Linked DNA regions of Homo sapiens: all the other regions are linked to region 3. A link is a loop called in an ENCODE intact Hi-C map of the cell type or tissue named here. Cell type or tissue: IMR-90. All regions are shown on one strand. Region 1 has its middle 93 kb from the start of YTHDC2. Region 2 overlaps MCC (MCC regulator of Wnt signaling pathway). Region 3 overlaps DCP2 (decapping mRNA 2). Region 4 overlaps MCC (MCC regulator of Wnt signaling pathway). Region 5 overlaps MCC (MCC regulator of Wnt signaling pathway).

Region 1 (5,000 bases), 610 kb before region 3:
CTGATACTCCCCAAACTCTAAACCGTCAGATAACACAATGCAAAATAGAACAGAGCCTTTCATTTTGAGAGGGATTTATCCGCTTTTAATTCTGGGATTTCATGAGGAAAACAGAGGTTTTTTTCCAAAACAGGGTCTCTGGCATCTCCTCTGTTTTTCCAAAGGAATTCCAGGCTACCAAAAGTTATCTTAGGCCATCTCATGTGTGCATTAAGAGTGGCAAGACAGGCTGGGTGCAGTGGCTCATGCCTGTAATCCTAGCACTTTCACAGGCCAAGGCACATGGATTGCCTGAGCTCAGGAGTTTGAGACCAGCCTGGGCAACTCGGTGAAACCCCGTCTCTACTAAAATACAAAAAATTAGCTGGGCATGCTGGCATGCGCCTGTAGTCCCAGCTACTTGGAAGGCTGAGACAGGAGAATTGCTAGAACCTGGGAGGCAGAGGTTGCAGTGAGCCGAGATCGTGCCACTGCACTCCAGGCTGGGTGACAGCGTAAGACTCTGTCTCAAAAAAAAAAAAAAAAAAAAAAAAAAGAGTGGCAAGACAAAAAATGGAGAAAAATAATTCAGTCAACTGAGAATAAAAACCTTTTTCCAGAAAAACAAGACCCAAGAAAAGAAAAACGTATAGGCCTTTAAAATATACCTGTAGCTTGAATATCCACTTTTAATTAAGCTGAGCTCTCTTTAAGAAAATCATTTAAGATATCTTGTTACTCAACATTAGCCACACCAAGTGGTTAAGATTTTTGGCTTTTGAACTTTACCAAAAGTAACCTCACAGGTGAAACCAATAAGCCTCCATTAGGTTATGACTTAACTGCAAGTGTATGAGGTATTCTCAAAGGGGCGGTAAGCAACTTTTGAAACTGTCATTGCAAAATGACTGAGACGGTAAAAGAGGTCCAACCCAACCAACTCCATCTTGCTTCCAGCCCCCAAGCTGTCCTTGCCCATCCCTAGGCATAGGCCAAACCAACTCTGGGAGGAGCCTAGTTTACAGTTTATAGCCTAAAACAAAGATGATAGCAACTCCTTCCCAAAATAAGCCTCCCTCTTGTCTGGGCACTAGACCAAGAAACTAGCCACAAGATTAGAAACCATGGCTCAGGAGTCGTGCAGCTGGAAGCTGCAAGATTCTGACCCTCCCTAAACTGCTCCCAAGATCAGTGCTCAAGATACTTGGCAAACCCTGCCCTTGATGGATCAGCTGGCACCACCCAGATTGACAAACTGGCTCATCTGATTTTGTAGCCCCCACTCAGGAAGTGACTCAGCACAAGAAGACAGCCACCACTGTAGAATGGCAGAGACTAAAACAAAATATTGCCACGTAGTCACAGCTCATGTTCCCAAGGACATAAAACAAGATGGAGGCCTGCAGCAAACTTCATCACCGATCATTTTGTAGGGCTGGCTTGAACAGCAGGTTTATGAGGTCCCAGTCCTAAGGCACCCTTTCTTTTGACAGAACCATGCAGAAAGACATGCAAAGCACACCAGATTGACGACAGCTTAAGACCAACTACACAAATCCTTTTTCATTAATTAAAACTTAACAGAGAATGTAATCAGTGATCCTTATTATCCCTTTTACCAGTTTGCCCAGAGACAGAGAGGCCAAAAGCCCAACTGGTTAAAAAAAAACTTTTACCGTTTTGCTGGCATGTCAGCTTCTGGGTTCCCTGCTCCTGAGCTCAACTCTAAGCGATGCACTTTAAGGTTTGGGGAACTTGACATTTCTCTGTTTGGAGGAACATTATAAAAGAAGGAATAGGAGCCATTTTAAACTGTGAAAGAAGGAAGGAGAAATACCATAGAAAAGTCTAGCGGTTTGGGTAGTAGAACTGGAGGAGCTGACATGTGGATGGGGGGCAGGAAGGGCCACAGCATCTGGAAGTTGCATTCGAGGGTTGCATTCAAGGGTTTCCTGAGGGTTTGTTTCTCTAATTTTGGGGAATCATTTTCTTTGGGCCCTCCTGATATGACTGGTAAAAAAGCTGAGTTGATTGTGCAACACTTGCAAAGTTCTAGTAAGAAGGCCATGCCCTTGTGCATAAGAAAGTGACCCACTTTTTCTTTAAAATCTAGTGTCAAAGGAGTCCCAGTGCTTCAGAACACATTCCAGAGGAATTCAGGCTGAAGATGGTCTGTTACCTATCTAGAAAGAGAAGCAAGAAAAACGTATGCCTTTAGTCTCCTTCCTTTCCTTTGAAATGGCCCAAGGTAGAGGGAAAGACAGTGGAGGCATCCCCCCACCTGTTTTCCCTCCCTAGTTCCCTGAGCCCTGGCATTTATTAAATGTGCCACCCATGGTTGCAGGCATGACCCTCAGCATGGAACCAAAGGAACTAAGCGATTTGGGATTATGTTCACTCTTGTGACTTTAGTCCTCCACTTGTGATATCCCTTTGATTTCCTGGACTCATCTGGCCCGTGTGGCTCCCAGAAAGATGGATCTCAGGAAAAACTACATAATAGTTTCATGTGAGCAAGACCCATTTAATGGAGGGAGTGTACTAGATTAAACTCTATATCCTGCTATTATGGCCCATGCTAAAGCACTTACCCTTAGAGAATGGTTCCGGTGAACTTCCAGACATAAAATCTTCTTACTATTTAAGTATCGTTTTAATGGGAGGTAGAATATGTGCCTTAAAAGAACGTAGGGACCGAATGGCCATTTTCCTGCTGATGGGACGGTATCGAGACTAAAATTTGATTTTAGAGGATTTTTTCCTCCTCATTGCTGAAGGGAGAGTTTTTCCATTTACAGAAGCGCATAAAGCCTGGTCTCTAGTAGAGAGGTGCCAAAAGGGAGGAGATTTCTATTCCACTAGGTGGTGCTGTTGACCTTGAAATGCCATGTGCCCTCCAGCCCAAGGGCGGAGAAATGCTCACAGTGGTGGGGCGGGGGAGTGGTGGAGACCCTCAGTTCCTAGAAAAATCACAAAAACGACATTCCCTTGAGCTATATTCCTGGTTACTGCAGCATCCTACATTTCCTGATCTTGCCTAATAGGATTACTTCCCTGAACTGTAAAAATTCCCACCACATTGCATACAGAGAGAGGAGACATGGCAGTCGCAGACAGGAAAGGAGGAAATTATGATAAGTAAAGCTGGAGATCCTGTTGCCGATGCCTGATTGAGCAGTTGGAGGCGGGTCAGTCCAGAAGCCTTCAGATAACACCAGGGTGTAGACCTGGCCAGAAATCCTCCAGGACTTATTCCAGCCCCATGCAATGGCTAGGTTTCCATGAAGGGAAATCAGTTCAAAACACAGCCAAAATGCCCAGAATGGAGGCCGACAGCCTTGAAATGAAAGGATGTCCCAGATGGGGCCCCAAAATGAAGCGGCGACATTGTCTGGGATAAATACCCGAGGTTCGTTGTTTCACGCCAAGGGATTCAAGGACATGGACACACAAGTAGAGAGTTTAAGAGCAGAGGTTTAATACGTAAAAGAAAAAGAGAATAGCTCTCTATTCTGCACAGAGAGAGGGGCACCCGAGTGGGTCTTCCAGTTTTGTGATGAAATAAACGGGGTTTTGTAGATGAGCTTGAGGAGGTGGTGTCTGATTTATATAGGAGGAGGTGGTGTCTGATTTACATAGGGCCCAAGAGATTGGTAGAACCAGTTGTTATGTTTGCATGGGGTTCAAGGAAGCTGCCCATCCCACCCTAATCTTTTATTGTGCAGATGGGCTCTCTACCTGGCCAGCGCCATGTTGTCTGTTCCTTACTGTACACGTGGTTCACAAAGGGAAGATGGAGCCACCATGTTGAACATGACTGGCCCCCAGGTAGCCTTTCTCTACTGGCACAGCTGCTGGTATTTACCTATGCAAGATTTTAGCTTGCTTAGTTATGCTTGCAGCTTGATTTTTCAGGCTGCTTTTTGTTAGAAAAGAAATGATTTGGGGGCTGCTTTTACAAAAAGGAAAGCTTACTGAGGACTTTCTTACCCTATCTGCCTAAATAATTTCCAACTCCTGTATCGAAACGACTGTACTTTTTCTACCACATTATCTTTGTGTCCTTGTGAAAAAAAATCAGTTGCCCATAGATGTTGAGTGTATTTCTGGACTTTCCATTACTTTCTACTGCTCTATGTGTCCACATTTATGTAAAAACCAGGTTGTTTTGTATACTAAAGTGTCTTAGTCTGTTTGTGTTGCTATAAAGGAATATCGGAGATGGTAATTTATTTTTTATAAAAAGGTTTATTTGGCTCATGATTCTGCAGGCTATACAAGAAGCATGGTGTCAGTATTTGCTTCTGGTGAGAGCTTCAGGCTGCTTCCACTCATGGCAGAAGGCAAAGGGGAGCCAGCTGTACAGAGATCACATGGCAAGCAAGAAAGCAAGAGAGAGGGGGATTAATCTATTCACATAGGATCTACCTTCATGACCCAAACACCTCCCATTAGGACCCATCTCCAACACTGGAAACCAAATTTCAACATCAGATTTGGAAGGGGTCAAACAAACTATATCCAAACTATAGCATAAAGCTTTGTTAAGTCTTGAATTAGATAAAAATTAAGTATGGGCCCTCTAAAGTTGTACTTTTTCCATTGTTTTGGCTATGCTAAGGTCCTTTACATTTCCATATAAATTTTGAAATCAGCTTGCCCATGTCTACAAAAAAGCCCACTTTTGTGATTCTGATGAATCTATAGATTTTGCAGAGAACTGACTTCTTAGCAATATTGAGTCTTCCAACCCATGAAAAAGTAAATCTTTGTTTTTTAGGTCATCTTTAATTTCTCTCAGCAACATTTTGTACATTTCAGTGTATAGGTTTTTCGTATCTTTTGTCAGTTATTCCTAAATATTTATCTTTTTTGATGCTTTGTAAATGGCATTTTTTCTTATTTTAACTTACAGTTGTTTGTTGCCAATATACAGAAATACAGCTGGGTTCTTGTATATTGATTTTGTATCCTGGAACCTTGTTAAACTCATTAATTAGTTCAAGTAGCTTTTGGTAGTG
Region 2 (5,000 bases), 380 kb before region 3:
GATAACCTTTACCTAGGAAATATCTGCATTTAGTAAATATCTGCATCTTGGAAATATTTCTGTTCATCTGTTTGCTCAAGCTGGCAAGTCCCACTGTCTCGCGTGCAAAAGTATAGCCAGAATCTGCCCACTTCCTTTGCTCTCCTGCCATCACCGTGTCCAAATCACCATCATATCTTGCCTTGCCTACTAAAATAACCTTTAACTGGCCTCCCTGGCCCCTTCCTTGGCTCCTGACATTTTATTTTCTACCCTGTAGTCAGAATTGTCTTTTAAAGTTATAAAATCATGCTTAGTTCAATCCCATGTCTAAAACATTCTGTGGCTTCTGTATCATCTTAAAATAAAGTCCAAATTCCTTACCACAATGTGGTGCACACCACCCACTCTGAGTTGATCTCATCTTGCTCCCCTGACTTACCATGTTTGCCACAGTCACACTGGCCTTCCTGCTTTTCCTCTAATTTAGCAAACTCAGCCTGTCTCTGAGCCTTTACTAGGCACTTAACCGGGCTTAAATATTTCCTCTTCAGAGAGGCCTTTCCAAGCTCAAGCAGCCTCTCCTCCTTTCCTCATTCACATGCCCTTAACTGCTTCATACCACTCACCCTTATCTGACATGAGTTATGTACCTCCTTGAATATTTACTTATCTATCTTTCCCCATACAAATAAATTTCCACCGGATTACTAATGACGTTGATTGTCATGTTTACTGCTATACTCCAGCACTTAGAATAGTGCCTGGCACAGGGAAGATGCTTGGTGCATGTTTGTTGAATGAATGAATGAATGAATGAATGAGCAATGCACTGTCATGCTACTTTAGGGACACAGGGAAGTGCAGTGCACAGTTCCAGACACTAAATAACTTATAATGTGATTGTGGATGCATAAGCACATGACAAATTAAGTGACAATAAGCTTTAAAGTAGAGTTAACAAAAGTTTGGAAGCCATCGAATGGTACAGAAGTTATGGTCTGCTCTGTAAGAGGAGCTAAGAAATACTGTGAACAGGAGTTTCAGGAAATGGTTACCTGTGACTGTAGGATGGAGAGAAGTAGAAAGAATGTTGTGCTGTTGTGAGAAAAGCCTAAGAAAAACTTCGGTTTAATAGTTAAGTGCCAGAAGAAGTTTATTGTCAGCCTCGACATTTCACAGCACATCTACAGCAGGGAGCTGGGTTGGCAGAAAAAGACTAGTCAAAACATTACATGCTCAGCTCGGAAGAGGAATTTCCATAGATTCATTCCTCCTAAGTGTTTTCTGCAGAACACTGATTTAAAGAGATGGTTATAAATATTATGTGAGGAAGGAATTTCTTTGTTAAGTACATGTGAAAACTTTGGGTTAAACTAGATTATAGTTTTCTTTATGGCAAGACATCTCGGAGCCTTTAATATGCTATTGTTTCTTGAAAGTCTCCAGAAGAAGAATAAAATATAAGCATTTTCCACACTTAATTGACTATAAACTTTTACTCACAAAGCTTCTCTTAGGCCATGCATTCTCTGCTCAAAAGTTCTTTGGGTGAAAATTAAGGCACCTGAACAAACACGTCATAACAGATTTTTATATCGGTTTAAGCCATCCCAGAAACAATATTTTTAAATTTTTATGTGTTTTAGACATCAGCTATACAATTTAATACTTGTAGCAATAATACAAATGTTTTAAAATTACTAGTATTTATTAGCATGAGACAATTTGCTAGGCACTTTACTTGTATTATAATGCTAGAAAGATAGATCCCAATTTCACCACTGAGTTGCCATGGAACTTAGGCTAAGTTCCTGATTGTTCTGAGCTTTAAGTTTTTTATGTCTCAAGATAAAGCGGTAACACAAACATTATAGGGAAGTTGGAAAGATTTAGTGAGATATTACATGTAAAGTTCCTACATAGAGCTTAAAATATCACAGGTTTTCAGTATATAATCGTGTTGTTATCATTATCATCTCTAATCCTTGCAACTACTTTCCTCATCTAGAATAGAATGCTCCTTCTATACAGGAGGAAACTGAGGCTGTAAGCCACAGAGCAAGTAAGGAATAGAGAACACTCAGTCTGTTGAAAGAGATGATTGAGTCTCTTGCAACTTTAACTTAGAAAACTGACGTGATGAGCAAAGTGCAAACTGAAAATAACACTGCCACCCAGAGGCCACTCCCAGAAATGACAGACATATGGTCCTCAGGGACTTGAGGCAGGGTCTGAGGGCAATTCGTGTTAGTGAAAGCCCATCTTGTTGGCAGCAAAGTGATGCATACATTATACCAGAACAGTTGTGAGGTATTCTGTATGCTACCTAATTTTCCCATGAAAAACAAATAATCTAGGTTCATTATAATTACTTGTAGATTTCATTTTGAAAAGTGTGCTTTTCTTTGTGATTGGGAAAGACTGGAGTTAAAAAAGAAATTCTAGCATTAGATATTTACATATGTTAGCAATTCCAACGGAGCCTTTGTTTAAACATGCCCTTTTGAATAAATAGTTTTTCTTTTTTACTTCAGCCAAGCTGTAAACCTTACACATGGATTCCATGTACTTGTGTCAAACATGTGAATTATGTGAAAGGGGCAGTGCTTCAGGCTGATGGCCACTGAAGGGGCAGGGATTGCCTGAGGAGAGCTGATGCATCCCTTTGAGCTGACCTAATGAGGCTGTCACCTGTCTGTGCTTCTCAGAGCTTTGGGGGCACTTGTTTTTCTTCCTTTGGTCAGGTCTCAGAGAGCCCCAAAACTTATTTCAATCAAATTCCGTAGTTGTAAAACATTGTTTAAGATAGTAGACATAACAACCTGCTAATTAGTACAATTACCTTTAATTTATACTAAGATTAGAACACCAGGCACAATTTCCAATAACCTATATCTCCAAAGACTCTTTATTGCCCTTTCCTTGAGGTAGATTCTCACCTGATGTGTCAGCCTTCATTGCTGCTCTGATGGTGCCCCATGGTCTAAGGAAAAAATAAAGTACTGAAGTTTCTCAGAAAAACTAACAGTAAAAAAAAGTTTTCTCTAATAGGAACTCAAAAAGTTAGATGAAAGAATATGTGGTTGAGACAGGAAGGACCTCAAACCCACAAGCCCAAGGGAGGAAGTATGAGGAGATATCCTGATTCCTTGGCAGATTTAAAGAAACAATAAGCAGCCTCCTGAATTTGGGTTTGATATCTTGTTTAAAAAAGTTAAAACTACAGTTTTAATTAATATATACAAAATCTATTCAGCCCTGACATATCCCAGTTTTCCAGAATGAATGCTACTATTAGATTTCATTGTTAAAAATACTGCCCAGTGAGCATAAAACCAGACTCAAGTCACACACGATAGCCTTCAGCCCCATTTGAAGGTAAAAGGGTTTTTTTTTCATTTTTGTTGTAGTTTTGTTTTATTTTACATACTCTAAGCCCTCTGTCAAAGGGTAAACAATTTAATTTATTCCAATATTTAATTGGGAGTTATAAAGGCCTTTAAAGTCTTTAAGTAATGGGTACCATTTTACATTCTATTGTTGCATACTGAGAATGCTGTGAAGCAACTATCTATAGATTAAGTTTGGGCAAATTTAGCCAAGTCTTTGATTAGCAGTTAATTTTTGTCTCTTTTTATTAATCATTGTCCTTCCTGTCCTTGAGGAGTCCCTAATTCCTATTGATTCTTCTCTTCATACTTCTCAGATTGGCAGTACCATGGTCTAGGTATGGATCCTCCCTCATCTCTTGATTACTGGAGTTTCCTCCTAGTTGTTCTTTCTGCCTGCAAGCTGTTGATTTCAGTCAGTGCTGCTATGGCTTCCTAATATTTTTGCTAGGTACTCATGATACAGCTCTCTTTTATCTACTTAATTGACTATGCTGTCACCTCTGGATGCTTTTGGATGTCAAGACTCCTAACCATCTAGTGGGCTCATTCTACTATATCACATCATGTTTCCCACTGCTTCCCACATGGGCCCTTAGCTTCAGTAATGCTGGCCTTCTTATGACCCCTATACAACCCCTCAAACCTACTTCTTGAGTTTTGTTCCTTCTGTACTATATATTAGGGCTTTTTGGTGACAAGCAGCAAACACCCAACTCTAATACTTTGAAGAAGAAGTGGGAGGTGGTGAGAGAGAATGCAAATGTGACCATATTGGAGAAGCCTAGGCAGTTAGGTCCAGCATGGATGGATTCAAAGGATCAAATGTCATCAGCCTTCCTTCTGCTGTGTCTCAGCCCTTTCCTTTAGAATTGGCTTTATTCTCAGGCTCCTGGTCATGGCTTCCAGCAGCCCAAGTCTTACAGCCATTCTGTCGGGTAGCCACAGAGAAAAGAGGGATTCTTCTCTAATGGTGGCTTCACAGAAGTCCTGGGAATTGGTCTCACTAGCTCTTCTTGGGTCATATATCTATTCCTGAACAAGTCACTCAGACTATAAGAATGCAGTGATCTGATTGGCCAGGCCTGGATTACATGCTCAGCTTGAGAAATTAGGGTAGAGTTGGCTCTATCCCCATCTTGTGGACTAAGAGCTGAGGAAAGAGCAGGTAGGGAATCAAGGTGCTGTCACTACCAGAAAGGCGAATGAGTGCCGGGCAGGGAAAAATAACAGATGCCCATTCCATGGTTTTAATGGAAGTTTTCTTTTTATGTGTATTTTCACCATCCTCAAAAGGCTTTAATAATGCTACATAATACTGATATGTGTGTGTGTGTGTGTGTGTGTGTGTGTGTGTATAAAATATGGCAACTAGGAGATTCATGTGTGTCTTATACACAACCCAATTGTAAGTTTCTAACTGAATTGGTAAACATTTTATTTTATGTCTCTTAATGTGTTTTCATTATATCTTGTGCATTTAACTGTCATTGCAATTATCAGCCACATTGTGTTATAATCATCCACTGTATATCCATCTTCTCTACTCAATTATGCATGTTGGGCAAATAGTACAGAGACTGACACAGGGCATGCATTGGGTGAGTATTTGGCCAATAAACAAATATA
Region 3 (5,000 bases):
AGCCAGGAATGGCTACAGCTTAAGAATTACAAGGGAGGAAGTAGTACAATATGAGGCAAAACAGCAAGGGCCACCAGCACTAAAAGAGGTAGATTCAAACTGTCCAATCAATTCTAAAAGTGATAAAACAGATTTGCCTGTAAAATTAGGCAAGTATTCTCATCAAATATTTGCCAGGAAAAAGTTATAATAGTTGAAATATATAAACAGACACCAAAGACAAAAATTTTTATACCACACCTCCTGTGAATCAAATCTATTGCTGTATTATAATATAGCGTTTAATTCTCCTAGCAGAAGGAGTATCAACTTCTCAAATGTTAGCAGATAAAAATCCACAAATAAAATTTTTTTTAAAGTGTTACCCAAAGGGCCAGGCTCGGTGGCTCACACCTGTAATCCCAGCACTTTGGGAGGCCAAGGCTGGTGGATCACGAGGTCAGGAGTTCAAGACCAGCCTGGCCAACATAGTGAAACCCCATCTCTACTAAAAATACAAAAATTAGCCAAACATGGTGGCGTGCGCCTGTAATCCCAGGTACTCGGGATGCTGAGACAGGAGAATCACTTGAACCCGGGAGGCGGAGGTTGGGGTGCAGTGAACTGAGATCGCACCACTGCACTCCAGCCTGGGTGACAGAACAAGACTCCGTCTCAAAAAAAAAAAAAAGAAAAAGAAAAAGAAAAAGTGTAACCCAAAGAGCAGCAGTGTACAAAGACAATGAAATCCTGTCTATAATCTTCATCCTATAAGCCTACAGGAAGAGGCAGAATAAACTGACCAATAGTTGCTTTGTATTAATTCTATTAAATTATATAAGTGCACATGAAAGTCAGTTTCATTACACTAAAACACTGCTTTGCCAAATAATAAGGAACGATATATTAAATCTTGAAACCACAAGTGAACAGCTAAGTATTATTCGCTTATTCTCAAGAAAGTTGATGTTTCACCACAAATCACAACAAAAATACAATTGAGATTATTATGCCTTCGACAATATCTAGAAAACATCTTTGTCCTGTTAAATAGAACTTATAGGAGGCCACGGTATGGACTGCATTCCCACACTAGGCCCCAACAGACCTAAACAAAATGGAATTACTCATGCTAACATTCCATGTCACCAAACCAAAACTAAGTTGTTCTCCTAACCTTCAAGATATGTGGAGAAAAAGAGCTAATAGCCAAATCCCAAAACAGACCAGTTTCAGTTAGCATGATAAGGAAGTCCCCTCTGCTTTAACCTTTAGAAGAAAACTAACTTTGAAACGCCAATGTACATTTGGTTTTTGGTTCTGCTTTCCTCAGCTCTTTTCTGTCTTTAAAGCCTACCTCCTTTGCTCAGCCATTGGAATGCTCATTTTATTTTATGGAATAAAATGTTGCATAATTCTAAAATTGCAAATAAACCCATTGCAATCTTTAAATTTGTTGTGATTTTGTCTTTTGACAGTCCTAAATCTATTTCACTGAATAAACTATCCAGAAATAGTCAAATTAACAAAGGTGAGCCAAAAGGTCAAATAGAAGATTGGAAATTACTAATTAAGATTGCCCCCAAAAAAAAGGTCTGCTAAAAAGAGGTCTGTTCTTAGCTCTCTATTGATAATTACTTACACCTTCTCCCTAAGTAGCTTGTCTGCCACTGCTGCTTTAGGCTTAGCCCACAGACCCTTCCCTGTTTGAGGATGTGTCAAATTCTGCTACAGTGTAACAAAACACCTCTGGAATGCCAATTATACTAAAATAACAACATTAATATAACTGTATGAATGCCATAATAAGCTAAATAAAAATGCTATTAGCAACTTAAAATTGTAAGCACCCATGGTAGAACTTAAATGTATGTAACTTAAATGCAAGAAAAAAAAAGTGCTCAAAACATCAGCCTAAGTCTAATCAGTAGCTAGAAAATTAGAACAAAATCTCTCCTCATCTGTTAATACAAGTGGAAATGAAAAGGAAAAACGAGGCATTAATAAACTATGAAGAATGGAATAACCATCTGGTTTACAACTGGTAATGTCACTCGGTCAAGCCGTGCAGCTTCTTTTATACCGCAGCACCACCAAGTGGCAGAAGGACAAACTGCAATTCTAGCTGAATACTTTCATCATTCAAAAAAGGCCACTGCTATGGACTAAATTATGTCCCCTCACCAAAAAAATTCATATGTTGAAGCTCAACCCCCCATGTAACTGTATTTGGAGATAGGGCTGTGAGGAAGTAATAAAGGTCAAATGAGATCCATAAGGGCAGGGCCCTAATCTGACAGGGCTGGTGCCATTTTTACAAGAGGAAGAGACACCAGATCTCTCTCTGCATGTACACAAGAAGGGTATAAGTGTGCTCAGCAAGGTGTTAATCTATAAGTCACCTTGCTCTTGGACTTCCCAGCGTCTAGAACCGTTGCAAAATAAATTTGTTTAAGCCACTCCATCTGTGATATTTTGTTATGGTAGCCCTCACAGACTAAAACAGCAACACTTCACCCTAATCCCAAACTTTACGACAAAGTCGGTCATTTAAAAATCAAAAGTCAAACTTGCCTTTAAAAATCCTAATCCAAAAATTTACTGAAATTAAAGTTCCTTAGTCAGCTATAAAAGGACATCATAGAGATCAAAAAGAATGTTTAGAGGTTAGAATTTTTATTATGAAAACGAAAAAATTCTCCCTGAAATTAAGAGACTACGGCTCTTCAGGATGCCTGTGCTTCCCTCAAACCAAGACAAAAACCTAAAATGGAACTGTTTTGTTATTCCAACCAATGTAATATCCTCTTCCTGACCTGGACAACCACCTTACTGCCGTTAGACCAGTCTAATCCCATGTACAGAGCTACAATCAATTCCTCTAAGCAGGATACTGCTGATTTCTATTTTCTCCTTCCTTATAAGCAAGAGAACTACAAAGTTTGAGGAAATAAAAGGGAGGACTTTTACAATTGGTCCGTCTCATTTCCTACCATCTACAGAAAGAAAAGCTAAGCTCTTAGGTGATATGGCAATTCCTCACATTCTCACCAAACTGCTTCCAATTTTAAGAGTTGTGTATTAACCTTCATTTACTCATACACAACAGCTTTGTCTATAGGCTGTTGTAAATAATAGCTTGGGCAAGCTGTTCCATATCAAATTTAAAATACAGCATTTTCAATCATTTTTTGATTCTATTACAAAGTGAATAACCACTAATGGTTTTTCTATAATAAACCACCACCAGCAGTTTGTAAAAATTTTAACTATTATCCCTCATTAATAGTTACACCCAAACTTAAAGTAGGCAGTAAACATTGTTGCAGGAAATCGAGTCAAACATACACAAGGCAATGAATTCTAATGAAATGTGCCACAAAATCCATACTACCATTTCAAACAGTCTTAAATTCATCAAATCACTACCACCTTAGAATTTTTTCCTTAAAGATATTACTTCTAATGGACTTGAGTGAATCTTCTTAAAGGTCTTTATGTCTTACAGAGGTTAAGTGACTAAAGTCTCTAGGGTACTGGGTAACAAAATGTATGCTAGAACAAAAATCTTTCAACTCCTAGGCCAATCTGCTTTCCCTTATATCATACTTCCTATTAGTTCAACTTCTCAAATCTCAAGAATAATTGTGTGATACATGATAAATTGTGTGATAAATGGTAAGAAATAAGAATACGGCAAACAATCCATCACAAGGTATTATATAATAGTGAACAGTAAAGACAATAACTGCTATTGAAGTTCAGAGACTAACACTACTGTTTGCTAGAGCTGACTGGTAAGATTTTAAAATAGAATTTTAAGTAAGAATGAAGGCTGGGCACAGTGGCTCACGCCTGTAATCCCAGCACTTTGGGAAGCTGAGGCAGGAAGATCACTTAAGCCTAGAAGTTCAAGACCAGCCCGGGCAACACAGTGAGACCCCACCATTAAAAATAAAAAAAAAATTAGCTGGGCATGGTGGCATGCAACTGTGGTCCCAACTACTTGGGAGGCTGAGGCAGGAGGATTGCTTGAGCCCAGGCGGTCGAGGCTGCAGTGCACTATCATCATGTCACTGTACTCCAGCCTCAGTAACAGAGCAAGACCCTGTCTTTAAAAAAAAAAAAAAAAAAAAAAAAAGAAAGAAAAAAAGGAATGAACTTCAAAGAACATCCATTCTAAACTTCATTTTAAGAAACTAAGGCCCAGTCAAGCACGGTGGCTCGTGTCTCTAATCCCAGCACTTTGGGAGGCCGAGGAGGAGAGATCACTTGACCTCAGAAGTTCAAACCCAGCCTGGGCAACATAGACTTTGCCTCTATAAGTAAATAAATAAATAAATAAATAAAAATTAAAACTATGATGTTGCCACTGGACAACAAAGCGAGATCCTACACCAAAAATAATTGTATGTGTATGTGTTCATATTTATAAACACACACACATAGATACACATACACACACACACGAGAGAGAGACAGAAAAGAAACTTAAGCCCTATACACAGAGTTAGTTGGTGGCGGTGGCAGTGGCAGTCCTTCAGGGAAAAGGGATTTAAGCTGGGTTTAGAAACATATCTAGATAGGAGCTGAACAGAAGGAACAAGAGAGGACATTCCAGGTAGGAAAATAACAGTAAAAAAAATTTTGGTTTTTTTTTTTTGGTTTTTTTTTTTTTTTGAGATAGTGTTTCACTCTTGTTGCCCAGGCTAGAGTGCAATGGTGATCTCGGCTCACCGCAACCTCTGCCTCCCGAGTTCAAGAGATTCTCCTGCCTCAGCCTCTCAAGTAGCTGGGATTACAGGAATGTACCACCACGCCCAGCTAATTTTTTGTATTTTTAGCAGAGACGGGGTTTCTCCATGTTGGTCAGGCTGGTCTCGAACTCCTGACCTCAGGTGATCCGCCTGACTCGGCCTCCCATATTCAGGCGTGAGCCACCGTGCCTGGCCATAACAGCAAAAATTTAAAGGCCGAAACAAATCAATCAAGTTCAAGAGAGAGAAAATAAATTGTTTTGA
Region 4 (5,000 bases), 330 kb before region 3:
GGTCAAGGGATTTGAAAATTCTTAAGAAGAGTTTTCAGAAATTTTGAAATAAAGCAAAAAGATTACTGGGTGCTCTTTCAAAGTCGTATTAGATCCTCTAAGAATCAGCTGATATTTCAGGAGGTGTAGCTTTGTTTGGCTATTTGCTATTAATTGAAGTCTAGAATCTGTAAAATTTGGATGTTAATTTGCAGAAGATCGGTAAGTTACTGATGACTTTTGTTTGGTAGAGATACAAACTACTTTTGCCCAGCATGGAAGGTAACCCCAAATGTTATATTTTATTGGCCCTAGTAAAACGGCAACCATTTTGTAACTAACTTTGCAGTCCTATGCCAGCATTATTTTTTTCTACTGGATTTATATGTACTAGTTTCTTCTATTCCTTTTTTTTTTTTTTTTTTTGGAGACAGGTTCTCATTCTGTCACCCATGCTGGAATGCACTGGCTTACTGCAGTCTTGACCTCTTGGGCTCAAGCAGTCTTCCCACCTCAGACTCCCAAAGTGCTGGGATTATAGGCGTAAGTCACTGTCCCTGGCCTCTTCTATCCTTCTTTAAATCACCTTTATTATCTTGCCAGTTAACTCAAAGAATTAAGTAAATCTTAGGAAAATACTTATTTATAGCCAGGGATGGTGGCACACACCTCTAGTTCCAACTGCTTGGGCGGCTGAGGTGGGAGGATTGCTTAAGGCCAGAAGTTGGAGGCTGCAGTGCGCTATGATCATGCCTGCACCCTAGCCTGGGCAACATAGCAAGACATTGTCTCAAAAAATAAAGGAAACATCAAAAAAGAAAGTTACTTACAAGTGGCTACATTTGGGGTAGTATTTGGAAATAGAAACTAAAAAAATTCTAAAGAAATGAGATCTTTCAAGGAGATTTCGAAATATTTACTGATCACTTTTTTATAGTCTAAGAGCTGTCTCAAGATGACGTTGTTGTCATCAGGAGTTCTCAAGGTGGTATTGTCATTAAAAATTATGCTGAATGATCTTGTATGTAGAATTCACTTGGAAATACCAGATCATAGTCAGAGGCAGTGGCTCACACCTGTAATCCCACACTTTGGGAGGCCGAGGTGGGCGGATCACCTGAGGTCAGGAGTTCAAGACCGGCCTGGTTAACATGGTGAAACCCCGTCTCTACTAATAATACAAAAATTAGCCGGGTTGTGGTGGCGGGTGCCTGTACTCGAAGCTACTCGGGAAGCTGAGGCAAGGAGAATCGCTTGAACCCAGGAGGCAGAGGTTGCAGTGAGCCAAGATGGCACCACTGTACTCCAGCCTGGGCAATAGAGTGAAACTCCATCTCAAAAACAAAACAAAACAAAACAAAACAAAACAAAACAAACAAAAAAGCAGATCATGAAAAAAATAATAATTTCTACCTACAGAGAGAAGGATCCTTGAAAAACTTCAGTCTAACCTTTTTATTTTAAAAACAGGGATATGGAGGCCCAGATCAAAATATCCACCTAAGGACACACAAAAGTAGTAGAACCAAGACTGTAGGGTAGATTTCCTGACATCCGCTACTAACACTACTATACCCCTGTCCTGGTCTAGAGGATGTCCCTGGTTATTGGCAAGAGAAGGAACAGCTGCTGGGAGGAAGAGCTACTTCAGATCTTTGCTAGTGGACGCTGAGTCACTCTTCTGCTCTGCTCAGCGGTACTGGCTTATTTTTCTGATGTCTTCTAATCCTCTTAGCAGAGTGAATGTTCAGCCAGAACACCACAGTACAGATCGTTGAAATATTGACATGCTTTTGTCCCAGACCCCCTACTCTCTTGGCTACCTAGTCCCTCTGCCAGGAACCCAGAACCTCTCCACAGTTCAGCATCTAAGGGGTTAATGCTGGCCCTGCAAAGGGAAGAGGCAGAATTGCTGCCAGCTGGCATCTTCCGGGCATCTGTTCTGGTTAGCTAGTGCGTATGCCACACTAGTTGTGAAATACTTTTAATATTTCTTCTGCCCTTTGGCAATCTGTTGGACTGAAACCTTGTTCAGGTCCATGTGTAGGACCTGAAGAAAGTGTTGGCACCAACAGATAGTGAGGTGGTAGGAAGCCGTCATATCACTCTCCTAATAATTGACAGTATTTTTTAAAATGATTCTATTGGATAGTTCAACAGAGGTTCATGTTTTATTCTGTTTCCTACTATCTTTCAGGTAAAGATCTCTGATAAAGGGATTTAGAAAAATTTCAAGTACACTAGAGGGCAGTGGTCCCATATCTAGACACCTGGCAATTACCACTTCCTTTGCATTTCTTTGCCTTTCCTTTTGTGTAGGGGAGGGGAAGAGGGGTTTTCGTCACAGAATACAAATGCCATTTATGTCTGAAGTATTTTATAAAAACAGAGTAGCTGCTTGGCAGCACCATGTCTATCATTTCTTGTAGTTTCTTTTCCATCCTTCTTCCAATGACTTATCTCAGCATTAACATCTTAATGACTTTTTGCGTTTTTGAAGAAAAGGCAAAGGAGAGATAGGAAACATACTTCCTACTTTGGGGTAGTAAGGTTTTCTATCTTTGCATCTTTGTATTTGAAAATAAAGTCATGAATTAAGAATGAGGGAGAAAAAAGGTACAGGAATGTATTCTTGTATTTTGTATGTGCAGAGGTATTAAAAGAATAAGTTTAGACAAATTAAATTTCACAGAGTTTAACTGAGCAAAGAATGATTCAGGAATCACTCAGCTCTCAGAACCAGAAGCGGTTCAGAGAGCTCTGCTCCATTACATGGGCGGCAGCATTTATGGACAGGACAAAAGTCAGGTACAGAAACTTGATTGATTACAGCTTGGCATTTGCCTTATTTGAATATGGTCTGATCAGCTGGCTGCCTGTGATTGACTGAGACTCAGCTATTTGTTACAAAACTATACTCCTAAGTTAGGCTTTCAGTTAGTTTATGTGCTAAGTTAGACTGCAATTAATTACATGAGGACTCAACTGTCCTTATGTAATTCAGGCCAAATTTAGTTTGACAGAGGCAAAAGTCACTTAGATGACTGCACTGCTGCCCCCTTCTTCATGATCACCAAGGACAGTTATGTTTTAGATCACTCAGTTTTCCTCTCCTGCCCCTCTTCTAAGTAGAAGGGAGCCCTGCTTTCTGGAGGAGAGGCTAAGCTGATCTATATACACTAAAGGGATGGACTGGAGGTGAGTGGATGGGGTAGGGAGGAGAGAAGTTCCATTGCAGTTGGATAGTATAATGGATTTCAAGAGGAGAAAGCAAAGGGACATTAAAAAGTATGCCAGTAGATTATTTGATGAAGTATGAGACCTTAAATAAAGAATTGTATCTATTATTAATTACTTTTGGTTGTTGGACTGTTTCTTTGAAAGAGATAATCCTCTGAAACTAGTTTGTATGGCTTTCTGGATTTATAAAAGTTATGTATAGAATGAACTTGCAGACATTAGCATTTTCATTTGTGAGATCTACAGCAGTTGTGTTTATATATGTGTGTGTATACGTATATATGCATGTGTGTATACATATATGTATATATGTATGTGTGTATATATGTATGTGTGGATATATGTTTCTGTGTGTGTGTGTGTGTGTATATATATAGTTTATTCACCATCTTTACTCTTAGGCCCAGGTGGGAGATAAGATGCTCTTCTTCCAATTCACCCAACTAGAGGCCTGGGTGGGAGGAAGAACACCTGGACCCTCATAGCAACATGTCCTCTGCAACAAAGGGACAGGAACTCCCTCTGCATTTCTTTTGGTGTTGCTAATATTCATTGGGGATTTACCGTACACTACATATTGTGTCACTTGTTTTGCATAGATTATCTTGCTTAATCCTCACAACTTTATGCTGCATATATAGGTATGATCCCCATTTACCCGTGAGAAATTTGAGGATTACAGAGGTTGCCTGGCATGAAAAAGTGAGCATGTAGCAGGCTGAGATGTGAACCCAGGTTTGTTTGACTCCACAGCTTGAGTTTGTAGCTACTCATTTATGTGCCCCCAAGGGAAGGAGGGATGCTGCAGGCAGTGTCATTGGGAAATCATTTGTTCTTCGGACCCATTCGACAGGGTGCAGTGCTGTCTCACACATCTGAACTGGACATGGGTTCCTGGTCTTATTCCTCTATTGGAACAGAAATGATGATCCCCAGACTGTTCTGGGGATAGCCTGGGACATAAACACACATGTACACACACTGACTGGATTTTCACTTCTCTGATTTTGTATGAGATATTGTCACTGGAGAGTAATTAAAACCCCTGGTGAATTTATGTTGGGGCCTCCTGACACGATTGTGCAGTTATTTATCCTTAGACAACAAGGAGGATTAGCATTAAATGCTGAGAGAAATGCATCTGCCACGTTGATGCAGTTAGAGGCATCTATCAGAGATGCATTTGAAACCCAGAGACTTCATCCTAATTGCCGAGAATGCTGGAGGTTGTTTTCAGCTAGACTTAAAAGTGAAGAGGAAAACCATTAGTAGTAAGAGAGGTGGATCCCACATTAACTTCTCAGTAGATTCTTCTGGGGCAGAGGGATAATCTCTTCCCTAGCCCTGTCCCACTTGTATCTTTTAGGTAATAGTCTCTGTCATGGATCAGGGCAAAACCTTTCCCTAGAGACAGAAGCAGGCAGAAGGAATTAATGTGTTCCTACGATTATTCCTATGAATAACTGGTCACGTTTGCTAAGTGTTTAGTACATGTAGGATATCAGTAGAAGCGCTTTGCCAGCATCATCTCATTTAATTCTCAGATGGCCAGTCCCTCTTCAAACCTAACCCTCTCCACCTCTTCCTTTCTAATCTAACACTTACTATGTCATTTATTTCTCTCAGGGGAGAGGTAAGTCGTATTTATAAGACTGGCATTTACATTAGCTCAAGAAGTGAATGTTGCCAGGTACAAAGGCAGAAAAGGATTAGTAGATCTGTGAATTATGGTGTCAATTATACTTGTATTGAGAAGAATAATCATTTGTTAGTTGTTACAT
Region 5 (5,000 bases), 130 kb before region 3:
TGGTTTTCTGTTCCTGTATTAGTTTGCTGAGAATGATGGTTTCCAGCTTCATCCATGTCCCTGCAAAGGACATGAACTCAATTCTTTTTTATGGATGCATAGTATTCCATGGTATATATGTGCCACATTTTTTTTATCCAGTCTATCCTTGATGGGCATTTGGGTTGGTTCTAAGTGTTTGCTATTCTGAATAGTGCCACAATAAACATACATGTGCATGTGTCTTTATAGCAGAATGATTTATAATCCTTTGGGTATATACCCAGTAATGGGATTGCTGGGTCAAATGGTATTTCTGGTTCTAGATCCTTGAGGAATTGGCACACTGTCTTCCACAATGGTTGAAGTAATTTAGACTCCCACCAACAGTGTAAAAGTGTTCCTATTTCTCCACATCCTCTCCAGCATCTGTTGTTTCCTGCCTTTTTAATGATCGCCATTCTAACTGGTGTGAGATAGTATCTTGTTGTGTTTTTGATTTGCATTTCTTTAATGACCAGTGATGATGAGCTTTCTTTCAAATGTTTGTTGGCTGCATAAATGTCTTCTTTTGAAAAGTGTCTGTTCATATCCTTTGCCCACTTTTTGATGGGGTTGTTTTTTGGTGTATTGCCTTTTAAGAAGAGACATAAGACGGCTTGCATGTATATTCTCTTCCTCCCAGCCATATGGGGACACAGGGAAAAGTCAGCCATCTGGAAGCCAGGAAGAGCCCTCACCAGAAAGCAGCCATGCTGGACCTTGATCTTGGAGGATCTAGGCTCCAGAACTGTGAGAAAATAAATTTCTGTTGTTTAAGCCACCCTGTCTATGGTATCTTTTCATGGCAGCCTGAGCTGACTGAAACACCTTTCTTGAAAATCACCAATGATTTCTTAAATGAAAAATCCAGTGACTTTTTTTGTCATTGGTCTCTTTCTATGGCATTTGACCCTAGGCCCTCTTTCCTTCCTGACGGCACTCTTCTTAAACCTCTAGGACCCTGCAGACAGTTGATCTTCTCTTCCCTCCACCAAGTTTGTCCTCAGCCTGGGCTCCTATCCTAAACTCTCTCTCTCACACCTTTAACCTCATACAGCAGCAGCCCCAAGGCACAGACCCCTCCTATCTCTGTGATCTCAGGATTGGCACTCAACCCTTCTGCTTACTGGGTCTGCTACAAAATGCCCCCTCATTTGAGGACAGAGAGAGAAAACATCCCAGAGTCTCTATCTACTGTAATATAATCTGACCACTAAGATTTCAGGCCTGCACTAGGAGCTTGATGTTTCTCCTGATCTTTGGGCACACAGTTACCTGTGTGTTGTTGGTATCACGTACATCTTGGTATACATGCAGCCAACAAAACACACAGGCATCTGTTCATCTTCATGTTGTTGCATTTCAAAAACTGTAACCAAAACCTCCTTGTCTGCCAGCAAAACATGTTGTTCTGATTAATTTACAGTCTAAAAAGTATAATGCAATGAAATAAAAATAAAACCCAGAAAGAAGAGTGTTTCTCTCTCCCTGTTTTCCTGTGTGGTCTGTATCAATCTCTTTTTTAATATTTGGAAGTTCTTGAATATGGATCTTATATGAGCTCTTGTTAAGACAAAAATGGATTGTTATATTCATAGGAGAGCATTTCAAAATCCCATTTGTTCAATTATTCACCAAAAGATTCATAGATGAGTCTGATCTTCTCTATGCTATCTGAAAAAATAAGAGGAGATAGTATTGAAGAAAGAACGAGGACTTTATTCATCACTTATTTCCTGTATGTAATAGATTCTTTCAGAGAACTAAAAGGAATACATTTCCTTCCAATAGCTTTAAAACAAAAAACAAAAAACTTTGTTCTTTAAAAGAAAGCCAGCCATTTAAAGGCAAGTCTACTCTTAATTTAAGAAAGAATGCAGTTCGCCCAAAAAACACCAGGTCAAGTAGGGTGGATTAGTTGGCCACAGCTGACTGACAGCTTGACAGCTGTCAAAGCAGGCAGATGACCATCTGGCTCTTCTCCACAAATCATTCCAATCCAATGGAAGGCATGAATGTGCACCCAAAATGAGATAGATAATGTGGATAGTTAGTGACATGACAGTCTATCAAATGCTGTTGACTCCATAGTACTTTCAGCTTGAAGTCTAGATAGCATAGTAAGAATTATACTTCCATTGACTTTTCCCTCTTCTGATTAAATTATTTTACCCCTAACCAATAATGAGAAGGAATCTTTAATAAACAATGAAATATCTTTTCCTTCAGTCATGACATTACAGTTGACCCTCAAACAATGTGAGGATTATGGGAGACAACCTAGGCAATTTCATTCTGCATGGAGGCAAGGGCAAGGATTTCATGACAAAGACACCAAAAGCAATAGCAACAAAGCAAAAATTGACAAATGGGTTCTAATGAAGCTTAAGAGCTTCTGCATAGCAAAAGAAACTATCAACAGAGTAAACAGACAACTTACACAATGGGAGAAAATATTTGCAAACTATGCATCAAACAAAGGTCTTTCCAGCATCTATAAGGAACTTAAACAAATTTACAAGAGAAAAACAACCCCATTAAAAGGCGGGCAAAGGACATGAACAGACATTTTTCAAAAGATATACATGCAGCCAACAAGCATATGAAAAAAAGCTCAATATTGCTGCTCATTAGAGAAATGGAAATCAAAACCACAGTGACACACCATCTCACACCAGTCAGAATGGCTACTATTAAAAAGTCAAAAAATAACAGATGCTGGTGAGGTTGCAGAGAAAAGGGAATACTTACACACTGTTGGTGGGAGTGTAAATGAGTTCAGTCATTGTGGGAAACAGTATGGCAATTCCTCAAAGAGCTAAAAGCAGAACTAGCATTCAGCCCGGCAATCACATTACTGGGTATATACCAAGAGGAACATAAAGCATTCTACTATAAAGACACATGCATGCAAACGTTCATTGCAGCACTGTTCACAATAGCAAAGACATGGAATCAACCTAAATGCCCATCAGTGACAGATTAGATAAAGAAAATGTGGTACGTATATACCATGGAATACTATGCAGCCATAAAAAATACAAGCTCATGTCTTGTGGGAAGATGGATGGAGCCAGAGGCTATTAACCTTAGCAAACTAATGCAGGAGTAGAAAACTGAATACTGTGTGTGGGAGCTAAATGATAACAAATGGACACAAAGAGGGGAACAACAGACATTGGGGCCTACTTGCGGGTGGATGGTGGGAGGAGGGAGAGGAACAGAAAATATAACCATTGGGTATTGGGCTGGGTGATGAAATAATCTGTACAACAAACCCCCCAAGACACGAGTTTACCTGCGTAACAAACCCTCACATGTACTCATGAACCTAAAATAAGAGTTTAAAAAACCCCAACAATATGAGGGATAGTGGCACCAACCCCTACACTGTGCAGTTAAAAATCCACACATAGCTCATGACTCACCAAAAACTTAACTACTAATAGTCTACTGTTGACTTGAAGCCTTACGGATAACATAAGCAGTCAATTAACACATAGACTAGTATCTATTAGGTTGTGTGAAAGCAGTTGCGGTTTTTTCCATTACTTTCAAAAGCAAAACTGCAATTACTTTTGCATCAACCTAATGTATATATTTCATGCATTTATGACATACCTTAAAAAAAGTTTGTTTTTGTATTTCTAGGCTATACGATTCATCTGAGTTTTTTTCAAGTTGTCACAAATTTCCAGAAAATTGTCAAATATATTTATGGAAAGAAAATTTGCATATAAATGGATTCATGCAGCTCAAATACATGTTGTTCAAAGGTCAAGTACATATTGTCTCATTGGTATGAAATTTAGGAATTAGGCTGTGCTAGTGGTTGCATAATCTTAGGTAAGTTGCCTCTCGAAGCCCCATTTATCTTGTTTGTAAAATAAAGGTAGTGGTCCTGGCTAAAACAGTCTTTAAAATCCCTTCCAGTCTGCCAGCCTGTGATTTTTCTGCCACTGCTGGTCATTACATAGGCAAGTGTACAATCTAATGCCTGTCTCCTGAGGAACATTTGTTATGTTGTTGTTTAAGCTAGGAGCAAACATTAATGGTTGCATCTCTTAAAGCAACTTGGAAGCACTTCGCAGATGCTTCTACATGAATGAAAGAATATGCATTTGGAATCCTGTGAGTTGACCCTTTATGTTCCAAGGAGAAACACCTGAGAACTTTGTCATTCCATTATTATAAACCTACCACTACAGAGTGTCACTTTCAACATTTATCAGTTTATCAGAGGTGCTATTTTTCTGGTTTTAAATGGACACTTTTTTTCCATGTTTTTACATTTTCCTCTTCTTCATCACCAGCAATAGCAGTTGGTGTTTTTTTGGGAGGCATTTTTTCCCCAAAGAAATAAGTTATTGCTTGAGAAGAATGCCTGTATATACAACAAACAGAAGTCATCTTGAGATGCTGTTGTGCTGTGTCATTAGCCTCACCAGGCATCCTCTAGGCTGTGCAGAGCCACTGCAGAAGCACAACTCAAAATCTTGTCTTTATAAAACTGCCAGGGACTCTTGGTGTTTTTTACTTACTCCATAGCTCTTGATGGAACAATACTCCTGATGCAGTCTGCCACGCATACTGCAATCATAAATCGAGTTAGTTTACAGAGGACCCTCTGAGAATTGCTTTTGTCATTTCCCGGTCCCAGGTTCCAGCCCCCTTTCAGGAATGATGCCAATGAGAGATAAGGATATGCAGCTCCATGATTTTTTTACCAAAGTCAGTGGGAGACACAACAGGGTGCATGAACTTTCTAATATTTAAGCTCAGTTTAACATTTTTATACCTCACTCTTTGTGGCACAAAATCTTCCCTGTTCTCGCAAGGTAGCTTTCCACCTCTGATGACTATTTACTTTGTTGCCATGTGTCGTTTTTGTTCTAGAATACTTATAATGATTACCATAGCTGGAATGCATTTCTCTTCTTCTCATTTTATCTGTTTCCACACAAGATCTTGGCAACATT

The links. Peaks named below come from ENCODE experiments on the same cell type or tissue, not always from the same donor. Only the 100,000 strongest peaks of a DNase experiment are listed, where the experiment ranks them.
Region 1: it touches region 3 in a loop (7-fold over the local background); 75 of 110 quality-filtered maps call a loop at or near these places.
Region 2: a loop joins it to region 3, with 4 times the contacts of the local background. A loop is called at or near these places in 15 of 110 quality-filtered maps.
Region 4: a loop joins it to region 3, with 7 times the contacts of the local background. A loop is called at or near these places in 74 of 110 quality-filtered maps.
Region 5: a loop joins it to region 3, with 3 times the contacts of the local background. A loop is called at or near these places in 3 of 110 quality-filtered maps.

Annotation. Positions count from the first base shown.
Region 1 is chr5:113,604,572-113,609,571 of GRCh38, reverse strand. No RefSeq gene overlaps it. Among named protein-coding and RNA genes, the nearest start is that of YTHDC2, 93 kb to the right of the region's middle. In IMR-90, a CTCF peak has its summit at 2,841 (motif pointing right); no DNase peak of the experiment used is centred here.
Region 2 is chr5:113,376,303-113,381,302 of GRCh38, reverse strand. All of the region lies in intron 2 of MCC (MCC regulator of Wnt signaling pathway), which reads left to right. Among named protein-coding and RNA genes, the nearest start is that of TSSK1B, 56 kb to the left of the region's middle. In IMR-90, a CTCF peak has its summit at 2,157 (motif pointing left); a DNase peak (open chromatin) is centred at 2,142; H3K27ac peaks cover 483 bases.
Region 3 is chr5:112,993,284-112,998,283 of GRCh38, reverse strand. The region is part of intron 4 of DCP2 (decapping mRNA 2); the gene reads right to left. Among named protein-coding and RNA genes, the nearest start is that of DCP2, 19 kb to the right of the region's middle. In IMR-90, a CTCF peak has its summit at 2,069 (motif pointing left); DNase peaks (open chromatin) are centred at 1,103 and 2,043; H3K27ac peaks cover 435 bases.
Region 4 is chr5:113,327,970-113,332,969 of GRCh38, reverse strand. All of the region lies in intron 3 of MCC (MCC regulator of Wnt signaling pathway), which reads left to right. All of the region lies in intron 2 of LOC124901045 (a long non-coding RNA gene), which reads right to left. Among named protein-coding and RNA genes, the nearest start is that of TSSK1B, 100 kb to the left of the region's middle. In IMR-90, a CTCF peak has its summit at 2,232 (motif pointing right); DNase peaks (open chromatin) are centred at 1,639 and 2,249; H3K27ac peaks cover 195 bases.
Region 5 is chr5:113,125,247-113,130,246 of GRCh38, reverse strand. The region is part of intron 5 of MCC (MCC regulator of Wnt signaling pathway); the gene reads left to right. Among named protein-coding and RNA genes, the nearest start is that of DCP2, 150 kb to the right of the region's middle. In IMR-90, no CTCF peak of the experiment used is centred here; no DNase peak of the experiment used is centred here.